Linked DNA regions of Homo sapiens: region 2 is linked to region 1. The links are chromatin contacts, found by Hi-C in ENCODE. All regions are on one chromosome and are shown on one strand. Each heading gives the region's core, a stretch centred on a gene start or an enhancer-like site at or near the end of the contact. The rest is flanking DNA. Distances are from core to core; before and after follow the strand shown.

The links. A loop is a pair of places that touch in the nucleus more often than their neighbours do. Pooled maps may share reads with other maps.
Region 2: a loop to region 1 is called in a map of chondrocyte, with 8 times the contacts of the local background. The contact joins two enhancer-like sites. A Hi-C loop is called at or near these places in 3 of 168 maps with a recorded cell type or tissue (CD4-positive, alpha-beta T cell, K562 and chondrocyte), 5 of 37 single-sample maps with no recorded cell type and 14 of 50 pooled maps.

Annotation. Positions count from the first base shown.
Region 1 is chr3:194,328,916-194,336,637 of GRCh38, forward strand. No RefSeq gene overlaps it. Among named protein-coding and RNA genes, the nearest start is that of CPN2, 19 kb to the right of the region's middle. RefSeq lists an enhancer at 7,718-7,722. Within about 2 kb of position 4,981, at least 3 of the 41 ENCODE cell types and tissues checked have a DNase peak (open chromatin) inside an H3K27ac peak, as active enhancers do.
Region 2 is chr3:195,097,472-195,105,193 of GRCh38, forward strand. The region is part of intron 3 of XXYLT1 (xyloside xylosyltransferase 1); the gene reads right to left. LOC124909476 (a long non-coding RNA gene) reads right to left here. Exons shown (of 2, transcript XR_007096226.1): 1 at 6,159-7,722; 2 at 5,381-6,043. Among named protein-coding and RNA genes, the nearest start is that of XXYLT1-AS1, 6.7 kb to the left of the region's middle. RefSeq lists an enhancer at 5,167-6,366. Within about 2 kb of position 3,685, at least 24 of the 41 ENCODE cell types and tissues checked have a DNase peak (open chromatin) inside an H3K27ac peak, as active enhancers do.

The DNA.
Region 1 (7,722 bases), core at 3,731-6,230:
TCTATCACTTTCTTAGTTGTTAGCAAGTCTTCCTCCAGCAGGACCGTTACCTTCCTCCAACTGATCATTTTTGTCTTTAATCTGCTATCGCCTTGAAATCACGTAACCAAACGTGATAGCCCCTGTCTGTTGTGAAGGTGAACAGATTCTGAAAGGAGGAATGTTCCTTGGAGCGGATGCATGAGCTTTCATTTCGGGCACTGGAAATTCATTTTGGCTGCTGAGGAGGTATTTTTATTTCCCTGGCTTAGAGCTCTATTGAGGACAGTGTAGAGGCTGGATAGTCAAACATCGTATTGAGTTCGTTCTTATATTTTAATTTAGCTATGGGATGTGTTTGTGGGTGAATGCAGTGAGTCTAATAGTACTTACCGCAAATGCCCTAGGGCCGTGGCTTGACATTTATTAGCATATGCCGATTTCCAACTTTTAGATCCAGTTTTTAAGACTCCAGAAGACTTCACAAGTGTGCCAGCTGCTCAGATGTGAAAACAATATCACACACCAAAAAAAATGGCGGCTTACATATGTCAGAGCAAAACTAAAATCAGTCCAGGGGTTGAATGCAAATCCCCCCCATTCAGCCCCCAAGTCTCACCCAGATGTCCCCTCTCCTCTCTGGAGAAGTTGCACGTCCCCTCTTGAGGGCAGGAGGAGGTACGTGTCCGTTTCGTCCTGGGAGGACTCCCTGGGATTCCTTGTGTAGGAAGAGTTCTGTGCTGGGGCTTGCTCCCTCCCCTGCAACTTTCCTGATCTCTGGGGCTCAGGGGCAGCCTCTGGTGCCTGGCTGATGGGCACAGCTGGCGAAGGCCACAGAGCAGCTGAGTGCTGGGGACAGGTGCAAGAGCAAACTCCAGCAGGTGTGTTGACTGTAATGACAGGGTCACTGATGCTGTCTCCCAAGTGTTTTCTGTGCTGCTGACAACTGGGGCAGGCGAAAGCACATGGGAATTTGTTGTTGGAAAGGTTACACGGGAGGGAGGGAGGGTGTGACTGTGGGCACCTCCCCGGGACGTGCAGTGAGTGGGCGTTTCTTTCTTGGATGGGCTCAGCGTGCATGGTGGCTGTGGGCTCCTTTTTGGAGAGGAACTCGAAGTCCAGGCAAAGAGAGGTTTACAGGCCTATGATGGGGTTACATCCTGATCAACTCATTGTTAGTCCAAAATATAAGTCAAAAATGCATTTAATACCCCAGTAAATCTATCATAAAGTCAGAAAATTGTAAGTTGAAGTCTCAAGGGCTGGATCATCTGTATTTCACTGGAACCGTGGCAAGAAGACCCCACAGACTGGCATTCTGGACACGGTTGCAGGTGAGAGGAGGGCTGCAGCTTGAGGGTCATGGTGGCCTGAAAGGACCTGGGGATGTGAAACGCTGTCATCGAGGGCTGGCGCGCACACAGGAGGTTGATGGGGGTGTGGCTGCAGGCTGAGTGTTGTTGGCTGCAGAGAGGTTGGGGGGTTGAGAGCGTGGTCATGGAGCTCAGTGGCTACAATGACACTCAATGCTCCTGAGGGTGGCGAAGCCTCAGCAGGGCTGGCTGAAAGCAAAGCAGGGCCGTTCAGTCATTTTCAGCTGTTGCACAGAGTGGCAGTGAGATGCTGACAACTTCACCCACGTGGGAATCCTCTGAGGCCACCTGAGAAGGAATCTCACAGATGAGAGCTTGGCTGGGGATGCAAAAGGCCCTGAGACAAGCTTACCACGTTGGTGGCTCCAGGGAGAGATTCCAAAAAGTTTGCAAAAGAAGAAAATGCATCATCCTTTAAAGAGGCGACGTAACTGACCTCCACGCTGAAATATGTGAGTTTCCCAAATTCATGATTCTCCAAGGAAGAACTGAAACCTGGGTATGAAAACTACTCAGCCTCTTGGGGGAGGGGTGTCTGGCAGAAGCTTGGAGCTGCTCCAGCTGGGCCCTGCTCCCAGAAGAGCAGGCTTGCAGAACAGGCCTGGGCATGGCCCAGCTCATTTGAACTGAGTTTCCCCTGTGTGCCATTGACTGGCCCAAAGAAGACATAAGAGGGAAGCTTCCCAGGGAGACTGATTTCCAATTTTATCATTTCCAATTCAAGCCATTTCTGGGAAAAGTTCCCATTGTCCTGAATGCTCAGTTCAACCAGGTGCACTAGGTTGTCCAGAATCCTGAGGGGTAGTATCTAATTCTGGTCTCTTTCAGCCAAGTGTACCAGGGTCGGCTAGCACCCTTGTCCCTTGGGCAGGAAAGAAATGTCAGTATTGCTTAGGAAGTTTCACCAACTCTCAAGGTTATCAAATGGTCTCTTCTTTTGATTCACCTGTCATTCTGAAGACTGGATTTTCATTTCCACAGCTGGCAAGGTGGTGTCTGAGCACCTTGGTAGCCCATGTCATAAAGTGAGATCTCCAGAGACCCCCGAGCACACCAGGCCTTCCAGATTAGTAGTACATCTGCTTCAAAGGGCTTAGCCAGAGCCTCCACAGGCCACTTTTTCAACCTTGCAGGAGTATTAATGCTCCCCATCCGATCACAGGAATGTCCACGACCAGGAAATGGCTCTCTGAAGGCTGCCTCCATAGTCTCTGGAATTTCCATGACAGCCAGTGTGGCAAAGAAATCTTGCAAAGGCTGTTGCTGGAATAATCCATCCCACAGGACTGGAATCAAAGGACACAGCCAGGCCAGCCACAGAGTTCCAAGAAAAAAATAAAAAGCTCCCCGGATACAGTGACGGATGAAAACTGCCAGGAAAAAGGCTCAAGGAAAAAGGCTTCCCAGCTACCGTGGGACCTCAGCCCCGGATCCCCAGCTCTGGAAGGAAGCACATCCTTCACGATGGCCCGCAATCACAGCTTCCACGGCACGGAGATCGTGGAAGTGAAGGCTCTGCGTTGTGTGAGCAACTACTTGTTAGAAGTGGCTCCTGGCAATGTTTAGACTGGGGACGGGAGGACTGCCTGAGCATGATGAAGACTGCTTCCACTTCTGAAGGGCTGTCTGGGGACTGGGTGTCCACCTGCCCAGAGCCAGCGGGAATGTTACAGGGAGGCCAGCCCAGGGAAGGCTGGGCTGCACAGACAGGGAGTCAGTTTATCATCACTGAGCAAACCAGTGGGCAAGGAGAATGCAGAGAAGGTTCTTGAGGGGCCAGGCTGGACAGCTGCAGTCTGCGCTGAGTGGCGGCCAAGGGGTTCCGCTGCCCCCAGAGTGCTGAGAGTTTGGGCTCTGGCTGGGCCCCACCCTGGGGAGGTGCCCACCATCCTCCAGGCCAAGTGAGGGGGTGGGTGCCTGCTGGAGAGGCGGCACACCTCAGACGGCTGGAGCAGGAGGTGGGGCATCCACACGTCCACCCAGGCTTTCAGCCCCTAGTTACTCAGTGAAGATTTTGAGGCCTGGAGAGAGGGGGCGTGGCTTGTTCACAGACACAGGTCGCAAGTGAGGCAGAGCGGGTGCCACAAATCAGGCTTCCTAACTGTGATGTTCAATTTTAGGTGTCAACCTGAGTGAGCCACAGGGTACCCTGATGACACACACCGTTCCCAGGTGTGTCTCTGAGGGCGTTTCCCGATGACATTGACATTTGGAAAGGTGGACTCAGCACAGCAGATCCGCTCCCCAGCCAGGGCAGGCACCACCCAATCCACTGAGGGCCTGAGTGAACAAAAAGGCAGAGGAAGGAGTAACTGCCCCGCGTCTTCCTGCCTCACTGCTGGAGCGGGGACATCTCATCTCCTGCCTTTGCACCGGGATTTATATCATCAGATCCCCTGGTTCTTAGGTCTTGGGACTTGGATGGAATTACACCACCGCCTTCCCTGGGTCTCCAGCTTGCAGAACCTGAGATCTCTCAGCCTCTGCAATTGCATGAGCCAATTCCTATCTATCTATCATCTCTTGTTGGTTCTTTTTGGCTGGAGAACAGACTAATACACGAATCTGTCCTTTCCCTCCAAATGCAGCTGGAATCTCTGCTCCCCTTTACAAAGCTTCTCTGCGAAAGGATCTCTCACGCCATGGTGGGAAGGGGAGCCTCAGACCCATAGCCTCCACCCCGGGAGGAAAACAGGGCCAGGACACACCAGCAGGCCTCCTTTGATGAAGACCATGTGGTTTTGCTCCTTCTGTTACTTTGACCTCTGAACCGCACCCCCACAGACCTAATGATTTCCTGGTAAATCATTTGTAACACCCGCTTTAGTCTCCTGAAAAAAAACTTCACAGATAATATCGTCAAACCTCGCAGAGAATTTAAAAATAAAACCTTCTATCTGTAATATTAATTAGAAGTCAAAGGTAACTTATAATAAAAGAATTCGTTTCCATGTGGAATGTTTGGCCAAGATCTCACTAACAGACTGGAAGTCACTGTCACTCACTCACGATGAGTAAAGGATGAATTTGTGTCCGTGTTTGACATTTTGCAATCAGGGCTAAGCATTGCCTCGGGATAAAGATTCCCAAAGTGCTGAACAACTCTTGATAAAATCCCAAAGAAAACAAAGCACAGTCTTCCCAGGATGCACGTTGCCAGGTGCGGTCCTGAACCGCGCGTCCACGTGGCAGCAGCGCGCAGCAGGAGGCTCCCAGCTGAGATCCTCGAGGACGGGGTTCGTACCACATCGGCATCTGGAGGTCGCAGGGGACGCTTGGAAGCCGTGGAGGGCGCGGGACGAGTCACTGTGCAGGACCGCGGCAGCGCGGGGACAATCTGGAGCGCCCCGAACGCTTCGCCGCCCCACCGGGTGGCGGGTGGACTCGCCTCCGCCCGGCGGCTCCTCGGTGCATGGGCCCCAAGCGGACCTGGCGCTTTTTCAGGCGTGCAGGAGACAGAAGCCGTGACGGCTCCGCACGCACGCCCGCATGCACTCCGGCAAGTATCCCCCGGGTCACCGTGTCAATGTGCCCGTATCCCTTCTAGGGGACCCGGTTCTGACTTTCCAAGAATAAAGTACCGCGCCGCGCCCGCGGGCGGAGCTGGGAGAACCCCTCCCTGGCCCTCCACGTCTGCGCGGGGCGCGTTCTTCCGTGCGACCACAAGGGGGCGCTCCGAGACCAGGCTCGGGACCTCTGCAGGCGCAGACTTAAAATGCTTGCAGATGCGCGCGTGGTGGAAGCAGGCTGAGAGGGCCAGAAAGCATTCGTCCTTGGACTCGCATCGCGCTAGACAGTCTAATCTTTGACGGCACCGTCCAGTTTTCCAATATCCACTGTTAGCACTGAACAATTGTGTCAATTGCATTTCCAATCCTCCTAAACAATGCAATTTTGATATATAAACAGCAGTTTTTACGTTCTTCCAGAAACAGATCAACGGGAACAGGTAAAACAATTGGCCGGTGCTTGCCTACCCCGTCCGCACCCACACCCACAGTTCTCTCTAGAATAATACTAACAAAAATAATAATGCAAGATAACGATTTTGGAGAACGTACCATGTGTCATTGTTGTGGGTACTTTATATGGATGCACTTATTTTATCTTCACCAATAACACTATGAGGTGGGTGCTATGTGATAAAACTATGGTGAGGACACTGAGCCACAGACAGCTTAGTAATTTGCCGAGGGCTGCATGACTGGCAAGTAGCAGGACATCACTAAAGAAGGTACAACATTCAAAGCTTCCTGGAAGAGCGTCCTGCCTGCTGGAAGGAGGAGCTTTGGAATGTCTTAGCCATCCTTTACTATAAGAAAGCGAGGCAGGCCGGTGGCGGTGGCTCACGCCTGTAATCCCAGCACTTTGGGAGGCCAAGGCGGACGGATCACGTAATCAAGAGATCAAGACCATCCTGGCCAACATGTTGAAACCCTGTCTCTACTAAAAATACAAAAATTAGCTGGGCATGGTGGCACGTGCCTGTAGCCCCAGCTACTTGGGAGGCTGAGGCAGGAGAGTCGCTTGAACCCAGGAGGCAGAGGTTGCAGTGAGCCAAGATTGCACCACTGCACTCCAGCCTGGCAACAGAGGGAGACTCCATCTAAAAAAAAAAAAAAAAAAAAAAAAAAAAGCAAGGCAGAGCGCACCCCCAGCTGCTGTTTCTTCAAAAATGCAAGATTTATGAGAGCACTAATGCTGAAAAATTAAAAACATCGGCCGGGCGCGGTGGCTCATGCCTATAATCCCAGCACTTTGGGAGGCCGAGGCGGGCAGATTGCCTGAGGCCAGGAGTTCGTGACCAGCCTGGCCAACATAGCAAGAACCCATCTCTACTAAAAATACAAAAAAAAAATTAGCCGGGCGTGGTGGCGTGTCTGTAATCACAGCTACTCGGGAGGCTGAGGCAGGGGAACTGCTTGAACCAGGGAGGTAGAGGTTGCAGTGAGCCAAGATCGTGCCACTGCACTCCAGCCTGGGAGACAGAGTGAGACTCTATCTCAAAAAATAATAATAATAAAATACAATGAAAACATCAACAAGAAAGAAAAAAAATCCATGAAATATTTTTATACATGATGTTTGTCACTTGTTTCATTCATGAATTCATCCAGAGCAGACACCAGGTGGGTCTGAGGAGGCCAGCATTGCCCAGTGCAAATTACACTGAACCTAGCCCTGGACAGTGCCCGAGACAAAATTCTGCCTAAATGTTCAACCCTGGCCATGCGTTAGAATCGCTGGGGGAGATTTAAACAAAATGATATCTGGGTAACCCCAGTGTTAGGGAGGCAGGAGCCTAGAAGAGACAGAGTAAGATCGTCTGAAAATCAACTCCATCCCAAAGCTAGCAAGGCATATTCCTTGCCAATCATGACCCATGGTCCTAAGATGTTTACAGCTCAGGAAGCAGCTTGGGAATGGCTTGCAAGAACAAACCCCTACAACAACAGAGAGTCCAGGTGTCCCAGTACCCGCGCTGCGCCCAGGAGAAACTGAGATAAAACGAAGCCTCGGGAAGGGAAACCCCAGACGCTCGACTTTGTGACACAAAGGCCCCAGAGGGGAGGGTGGCTTTGCCTGCTCAGCACACATCATGGCTGCTGCTAAGGAGAAGGAAAAGGTTTGAGGTGTAGGGGCAGCCTGGGCCAGCTGAGTGGCAGCTTCATTCTCCCAGCAGCTGAGTGCAAGCTGCCCACTCACTAGAGCTGTTCTCCCTTGTTTTTTTATTTTTATTTTTATTTGTTTTGAGATGGAGTTTCGCTCTTGTTGCCCAGGCTGGAGTGCAGTCGTGCGATCTCGGCTCACGGCAGCCTCCACCTTCCAGGTTCAAGCGATTCTCCTGCGTCAGCCTCCCAAGTAGCTGGGACTACAGGCGCCCACCATCACGCCTGGCTAATTTTTGTATTTTTAGTAGAGACGGGGTTTCATCACCATGTCGGCCAAGCTGGTCTCAAACTCCTGACCTCAGGTGATCCACACACCTCAGCCTCTCAAGGTGCTGGGATTACAGGCGTGAGCCACCATGCCCGGCCTCTTACCACCTCAGCCACCCCTGCAACCCTCCTGGGCCGCCTCTTGCAGCTTCATCTCAGGGTTCGCTGTCCTCCCATGCCCTGGGCAGCCTCCCATGCACCCCTGTGTGGATGCCTCCTCTCTGGTAATGAGCCCAGCTCTTCTCTTGGGCTCAGCTCTTTTCAGCCCCAGGCTGATACCCCCTGCTCAGAGCCCCATGTCCTCCTGTTGACCACAGACACGTCTAAGCAGGCTCTGTCCCCTACTCCCCTTGATTCTCATCAGCGCATTGACCAGTCCAGGAGCTGGGCGTGTTCTTCACTCACTCTTACCCCTTCCTTCAGTCCTCAGG
Region 2 (7,722 bases), core at 2,435-4,934, 770 kb after region 1:
TTGTGTTTATATCTGTGACCTCATTCAGCTTTCATAAACTTATGAGGTTGTTATTATCATGATCCCCACTTTATAGACAAGGAAACTGAGGCTTACAAGGGTTAAGGAATTGAGTCAAAGCCCCCCAGCTAGTAAGTGGTGAGGTCTGGATTTAAACCCAGGCAGCCTGGCCTGGAGCCCCCACTGATAAGACTGTCCTCGGCTGCCTCTCAGTGCATGGCGAGCACCCTGTGAACAGTCGCCAAGATAAAACCCAGCCCTGAGCACCTCCGCTGGGACCACACAACTGCTTCTGATTCTCCGGGGGAGTGTGAGTGGAGAAAAGACCCTCACACAAATGCCCCCACCCCCCCACCACGCACACACAAAGAAGTCAGGCTGGGCAGGAAAGACGCTTCAAACCAAATGTCTGGACAAAGAAAAGATGAGACTGGTGGAGGGGAACCGAGAAAGGCTCATGGAAGGTACTGTGGTGGTGAATAAGGAAGGACCCACAGAGTCCCACAGTCCCAGCAGTGGGGCGGGTCGGGAGGGGAACAGTGTGCTTCTGGGCCTAGGGGCAGCAGAGAGTGGCGGAGGAGACAAATGTGCATGATTCCACACACAGGAAATACCAAGAACAGGCACGCTCACAGGCAGGTTAGAGCTGGGGAGAGGCAGGAAATGGGAAGTTATTATTGAATGGGTACAGGGTTTCTGTTTGGGGTGATGCACATATACGAGAAACGGTGGTGATGGTTGTACAACATTGTGAATAGAATTAATGCCAGTGACTGTACACTTCAAAACGGTTAAAATGGAGCCAGGTGCAGTGGCTCACGCCTGTAATCCCAGCACTTTGGGAGGCTGAGGCGGGTGGATCACGAGGTCAGAAGATCGAGACCATCCTGGCTAACATGTTGAAACCCTGTCTCTACTAAAAATACAAAAAATTAGCCGGGCGTGGTGGTGCGCGCCTGTAGTCCCAGCTACTTGGGAGGCTGAGGCAGGAGAATGGCGTGAACCCGGGAGGCGGAGCTTGCAGTGAGCGGAGATCGTGCCACTGCACTCCAGCCTGGGAGACAGAGAGAGAGACTGTCTCAACAACAACAACAAAAGGTTAAAATGGCGAATTCTGTGTTATGTATATATTTGACCATAATCTCTCTTCACAGTGGCAGAGGAGGTGAAGCCACGGGCCTTGATGCTGTCAAGGTCTCGGGAGCCCTCCTCGCTGCGCTGGCCCCTGCTGCAGAGCCCGTCATCAGAAGAAAGTGATTTTTTTCCTATGGGTTCTGACAGTTAAGGCCCTGGTGCCTCTTGATGGCAATCAGAGGGACTGGAAAACTCACTCTCTGCCTCATTCCAACACTACCTACGGGTGGGACCCTCCCTGGGCCTCCTGGCCTGCAGCCTGGGGTCTCCAAGCTGCCTCAGGGCTTTCCGTCCCATGTTCTGCCCGAGCCCTGAGCGGCCCTGTTGACTTGGGACATGTGCCCCTTGGCTTGGCAGGGCTGCTGCTTCTCCCTTTCCATCTCATTGCTTCAAGCACAGACCATTCCACAATCACAATGTATTTACTTTCCAAAGCTGTGGATACCAAAGGAAAAACTGTGGTAGCAGAGTACGGTGTAATTAACGTGGAATGTACCAGGGGAACCGAGGACATGGCAGACAGACACCGCGTTCTCAAACAACCGCTTGCTGTTGAAGAGGGTCTATTTTCTCCTCTCCCTCTCCCTTCCCAAGAGATTAAAATAATAAACTCTAAGAAATAAATAAACGTGCTCAGCTTCACACATACGAGGTTGACCCTGGCGCAGGTGCGTGGACTCACGTGTGGGGTAGCAGCTGGACAGCCATGATCTGTGTCCATCACCACCCAGGCATCATGACCACAGAGAGACATATTTAGCACACACATTACAGTGCCTCCCAAACCAGCACCACCATCTGGGGCCTGTGCTGTCAGCCTGGACGCAGTCAAGTCAGCTGAAAGTAAAATCCATTCTCCATAATAAAGGTGTTCACAAGCCCCTTTCCCTGTGCAAGTTAGCAAAGACAGAACCATCTGACGAAGAATTAAATGCAGTAACTGGGCTGGGCGCGGTGGCTCATGCCTATAATTCCAGCACTTTGGGAGGCCGAGGCGGGTGGATTACGAGGTCAGAAGATCAAGACCATCCTGGTTAACACGTTGAAACCCCGTCTCTACTAAAAATACAAAAAAATTAGCCGGGCGTGGTGGTGGGCACCTGCAGTCCCAGCTACTGGGGAGGCTGAGGCTGCAGAATGGCGTGAACCTGGGAGGCGGAGCTTGCAGTGAGCTGAGATCGCGCCACTGCACTCCAGCCTGGGCGACACAGCGAGACTCTGTCTCAAAAAAAAAAAAAAAAAAAAATGCAGTAACTATATTTGAATCTTGTTCAGTGTAAAAGTTCTTAAGAAAAAGTTGTTTCTAAAGTGTAGCTTCAGTCAATAATTGGGATCTGTTTCTCACTGGGCACAAAATGGAGGGAGAAGAGAAAAATTCTCCCTGTCTTACTTAAAAAAGAAGACAGACTAAATAAAGTACAATAAATATCTATAGAATAAAGTAGTGGAAATTTGGAACTTCCAAATTTGCAAATCTGGAACTTCCAGTCCCTGCATAAAGCTGTCTGAGATCCTGCACCTGAAACCAATCTCCCCGCCACCACCGTTCCCCCTGCTTCATGCGACAGGCAAGGAGTGGCCCAGCCATGTCTGTCCCTCCTTTATTCATCCTCTGTGGATGTCTGACGGCCAGATGGACAGGGCTGGTTTCCTACTGGTCTCCGAATCTCCTGCCTCCACACCTAGCATGGGGTCCTATCTGGGAAAGTGTGGCCTATATGGCATGGAAGCCAGGTACAGCAGGAGTTTTACCCACCAGAGCACCGGACAGTGTGCTTTGGCCAGGACAAGGAGGGACACATTTAGCACACACATCACAGCGCCTCCCCCAGAAGGCAGGCATCTGCAGAGTCTTCTGCCCTGGCATCAGGCTAATGTCATGCTCCTCAGTGCCTATAGAATTAACGTCACCTTAGCCCAACACATAAGGCTCCCGGTGATGTGGCCTCTACCCCTGCCAGCCTCCTCCTCCTCTCTCCCTGGCACTCTCCCCGGCACTCTCCCCTGTACTCCACCCAGACCCAAGTTCCTGGGCCTACACACGCTACCCTCACTGAGGCTGTGGTGCCCTTCTCCCTCCTCGTCCACCAGAAAACTTCTTGTCACGAAAACCCAGCTCACAGGCCATGTCCTTTGTTCAGCTCCCTCCTCGCCCCCAAGCCTTGGACTATGTCTATGGTTGTGGGGTTTATACTGATCCTACATCCCTTTCTGTCCTATTAAACTGTGAGTTCTTTGGGGACAGAGACTGTGTCTTTTTATATCGGATATCCCTGCTGCCTAACCCTGTGCCTGGCACAAAGCAGGGACTCAGTCCAAATTTACTGAAGCGAACTAGTCTAGACAGGTATACTTTCACTGTCCAACTGCAAGGATATAACTAGCCTTTTCCAAGACAGCTATAGGTTCCACAGAGCGGCCCACAGCCAAGGCCTCTGCCAGTCTCTGTGAAGGGCTTCTGGCGCAATCCCAGCAGCTCCCCAGCCTCACTGCTGTAATCCACAAAGCACCTCCCAGCACGTGACAGTGAGGCTATGACAAGTACATAATATGTCACCTTCAGAGCCGCCAGGCCTCTTGCCAGTGCTATGCCGTCCTTACGGCGCTTGGGCAGGTACCCCCAGCTTGAATGTTCGACTTAATTGATTGGGAGCAATTAAGGAGAACATGTACTAGTTAATTAAACACTGTACCCCCACTGCCACCTTCATCAAAATCTCTTAAATCACATTAGGAAAAAACAGAATCTCTCTGGCTGGTTAGTATCTTTACTCTCAGGGCATCATGATGATGAAATGGGTAAACACATCCTCTTTTGCAAAACCATTTCCTTCCCATTTATTACTTTTTCTAGAAATGCACACAACTGCTATCACTTTCATAAATATTTTAAAACATTAGTAAGTCCCAGGGACATTCCTTTTGTATACTACATATTTCAGTGAGATTTGGATAAAATATGGCAGTTATACATGTAGCTCTAATTAACATATTTCCTGAATGAAAATGATAACATCTGGCCCCTTTTAAAGATGAAATATATGAAATTGGGATATAGCAAAAAATACATCTGAGCCGGGTGCTGTGGTGTGTTCCTGTTATCCTAGCTACCTGGGAGGCTGAGGCAAAAGGACTGCTGGAGCCCAGGGCTTTATGTCCAGCCTGGGAAATGTAGCGAGACCCTATCTCTATTGAAAAAAAAAGGGGAGAGGGGAAGGGAGGGGAGGGGAGGAGAGGGGAGGGAAGAAAGAAAAAGAAAGTAAGGAAACAGAAAAAAAGGAAGAAACAAAGAGGAACGGAGGAAAGGAGGAAAGGAGAAATGTAAGGAGGAAGGGAAGGGAAAGGGAGGGGAGGGGAGGGGACGGGGGAGGGAGGGATGCGGGGAGGGAGGACAGAAAGAAAGTAAAGAAACAGAAAAAAAGGAAGAGAGAAAGAGGAAGGGAGGAGAGGAGGAATGGAAGGAGGAAGGGAAGGGAAAGGGAGGGGAGGGGAGGGGGAAAAAGAGAATTGTCTGGTATATCTGAGTCTATGTTTTCCAACAGAATAGAATGAATGTCTTCTGAATTCTATGTAAGATATACAACATGATATTTTGAAATACACAGGTAGTGAAATGGTTACAATAGTCAAGCAAATTAACATATCCATCAATTCACATTGTTACTCATCTTTGTGTGTGTGGCAAGAGCACCTAAAACAAACTCTTTTCGCAAAATTCATGAATACGATATTATGGATGATAGCCCTCATGTCACACATGAACCCTCTAGACCCGTTCATCCCACACGTCTGCTACGCTGTATCCCCTGACTGGTATCTCCCCATTTCCTCCCTCACCCTCGCCGTGGCCACGGTAACCATCATTTTCTTCTCTACCGCTGTGTATTCAGCTTTTCCTCTTTTTAAAAAGATTCTACATATAAGTGAGATCATGCGACATATTTTTTCTCTGTGTCTGGCTTATTTCACTTAGCAATAATGTCCTCCAAGTTTCATCCACGCTGTGGCAAATGGTATGACTCCTTCTTTTTAAAGGCCGAGTAATATTCCGTTTTGTGTGTGTGTGTGTGTGTCTTGTATGTTACAATTTCTTTCTCTATTCATCTATCAACAGACATTTAGGTTCTTTCCGTATCTTGGCTACTGTGAATAACGTTGCCGTGAGCACGGGAGAGCAGTTATCTTTACGAGGTAGTGATTTCATTTCCTTTGGGTCAATGCCCAGAAGAAGGACTGCTGAGTCATATAGTAGTTCTAGTTTTATTTCTTTAGGAATTTCCATATTGTTTTCCATCATGGCTGTACCAACCTACATTCCTACCAACGGTGCAGCGTGCTGGGGCTCCCTCTTCTCCACACCCTCGCCAACAGTGGCTATCTCTTGTGTTTTTGACAATGGCTATTCTATCAGGTGTGAAGTGAGAATGACTGTTTTCTGATTTTGCCAGATTTTTATATGTCTAAGGAATCAACCCCGTACTGCCAGCCTGCACTGAACGGGGAGAAGTGGCGGCTCACGCTAGTAACAGTCAGTGCTGTGGGGGGCAGATAAAAGGGAGCCTAGGAACGCTGGACGGAAATGCTGATTTGCTCCAGATAACAGACTGGAATTCCAGGCCATGAGGCTGGGCCTAGTTTAGTTAATGCTGGGCCACTGGTGGTTCTGTGACAGAAAAACAGGAGTGCAGGAATGCACCCCCACACCAGCGACCTGCGTCCATCACCCCACGCCAGCGACCTGCGTCCATCACCCCACGCCAGCGGCCTGCGTCCATCACCCCACGCCAGCGGCCTGCGTCCATCACCCCACGCCAGCGGCCTGCGTCCATCACCCCACACCAGCGGCCTGCGTCCATCTCTTCTGCATTTGTTAGAGGCTGCATGGGCCTAAATCACACACACTCAGAACCTAGAAAGAATCAGTGTAGGTAAAACAAGAGAGAAATTAATTTTAAATAGGAACATGTTCTTTGTCTTTTGAAGCCTTTTAAAGGCCCTTACATTCACTGTCGCTGTGCCTTTACCTAGACTCAGATAAATGACAGAAGAGGTGCTGTTCTGTGAGACCTTTAGAATCCATCAAGGGGAAGTCACTGGGCAAGAGGAATGAAATTCAGGCCCTGAGAAACTAGGGAAAAAAAAATTAGAGAAACAATGCAATCTTGTCAGGTGACCAATTCCAAGTGTGTCCTTTGACCTCATGGAATAAAAGACAGTCCCTGGCATAACTAGCTGAAAATACTAGCTGGGGTCATATGCTTCTGATTACTGAGAAAGGCCAGCACAGGCTGAGAGTCCCTATGCTCCTGCCTAACCCTGTGGCCTCTCCAACGAGGGGAGAAAGGTTTGACGCACTAGAAGTTCATCACTTTAAGTCTGTTGTTTGGAATTCTGAATACATTTTCCTATAACAACTATTTCCAACTGGTGTTTGGGCGCCTTTTTAGACATTACATACAGATGGACCCACAGTTTAGAATGGGAGCAATGGGGAAAGGAAAATGGGAGGTCGGGCCCATGAAATCTACTGATGAGTAGAAGCCCTTTGGGAGCACACACCCACTGTGACGGTGATGACGGTGATGAGGGCTCCGTGTGTGTGTGTGTGTGTGTGTGTGTGTGTGTGTGTGTGTGTGTGTGTATTTTATGAGAGGGCAGATGCCATGAGAGGAAAACGAGGCTCTAGGAACAGAAACAGAAGTATGAAGAAGTGGTTCAAAGACAAGAAGTAGCAAGCAGAGGAGATGGTTCTGAGTCCCAATCATTCCTCAGCTTAAGTTCTTCTTTCTACAATACTTCACTTCCCAGGCAGCAGTGCCCAGGTGAGCAGTTCCCTTGCGGGGAGGGGGTGGGGCAGCAGTGGACTCATGCTGCCTGCTGGGAAAGGGTATGTGAGATTCAGCTGCTCACACGACCATGTGTTCACTGAGCAGGGGATCACAACCTCAAGCTCCCAGAGAGCAAGGCAGTGGGGACGAGGCGGGGACCCGGGAGATCCAGACAGCGTGGCACGACCACCTGAGAGAGGCTGCTGCTGTTCAGCTGAGGCCAGGGGTTCTGGAGAAAAGGCAGGCCTAGTATCATCCTGACTTCTGAGTTTTAAAGGAAAGCTACGGAATACCTTGATTTTAAATGTTGGCAACTAATACAAAGTAACAACAACAACAAAATGCTACAGGCAAAAACAAAAACAAACAAAAAAAACCCCACACCAAAAACCCTCTTCTGTCTGGTCTGTGGAATATCAGTTTGCAGTCCCTTTCCCAGTGTCTACAGTTAGAATAAACCATTTGGTTCTTTGATTCGCAAGTCTAGCTACAAGCCAGAATCACTTTGGGTACATGGTCAAAACGCAGCTTTGGAGACCAACAGTATTGGGATGCCTGGGACAAGGCCTGAGAGCCTGTCTTTTGAGGTGCCCTGGGGATAGTGGTGTGGCTGCGCCGCATTTGGAAACCACTGGCTGGTTTGTATTTCATCCATATAACCAACTGCTCACTAGTGTTTCACACCTCCAGTTCATAATGGTCAAATACTATCACAAGAATGATAAAACCACAAAATATGCTGACCCCATGGATAGGAAAG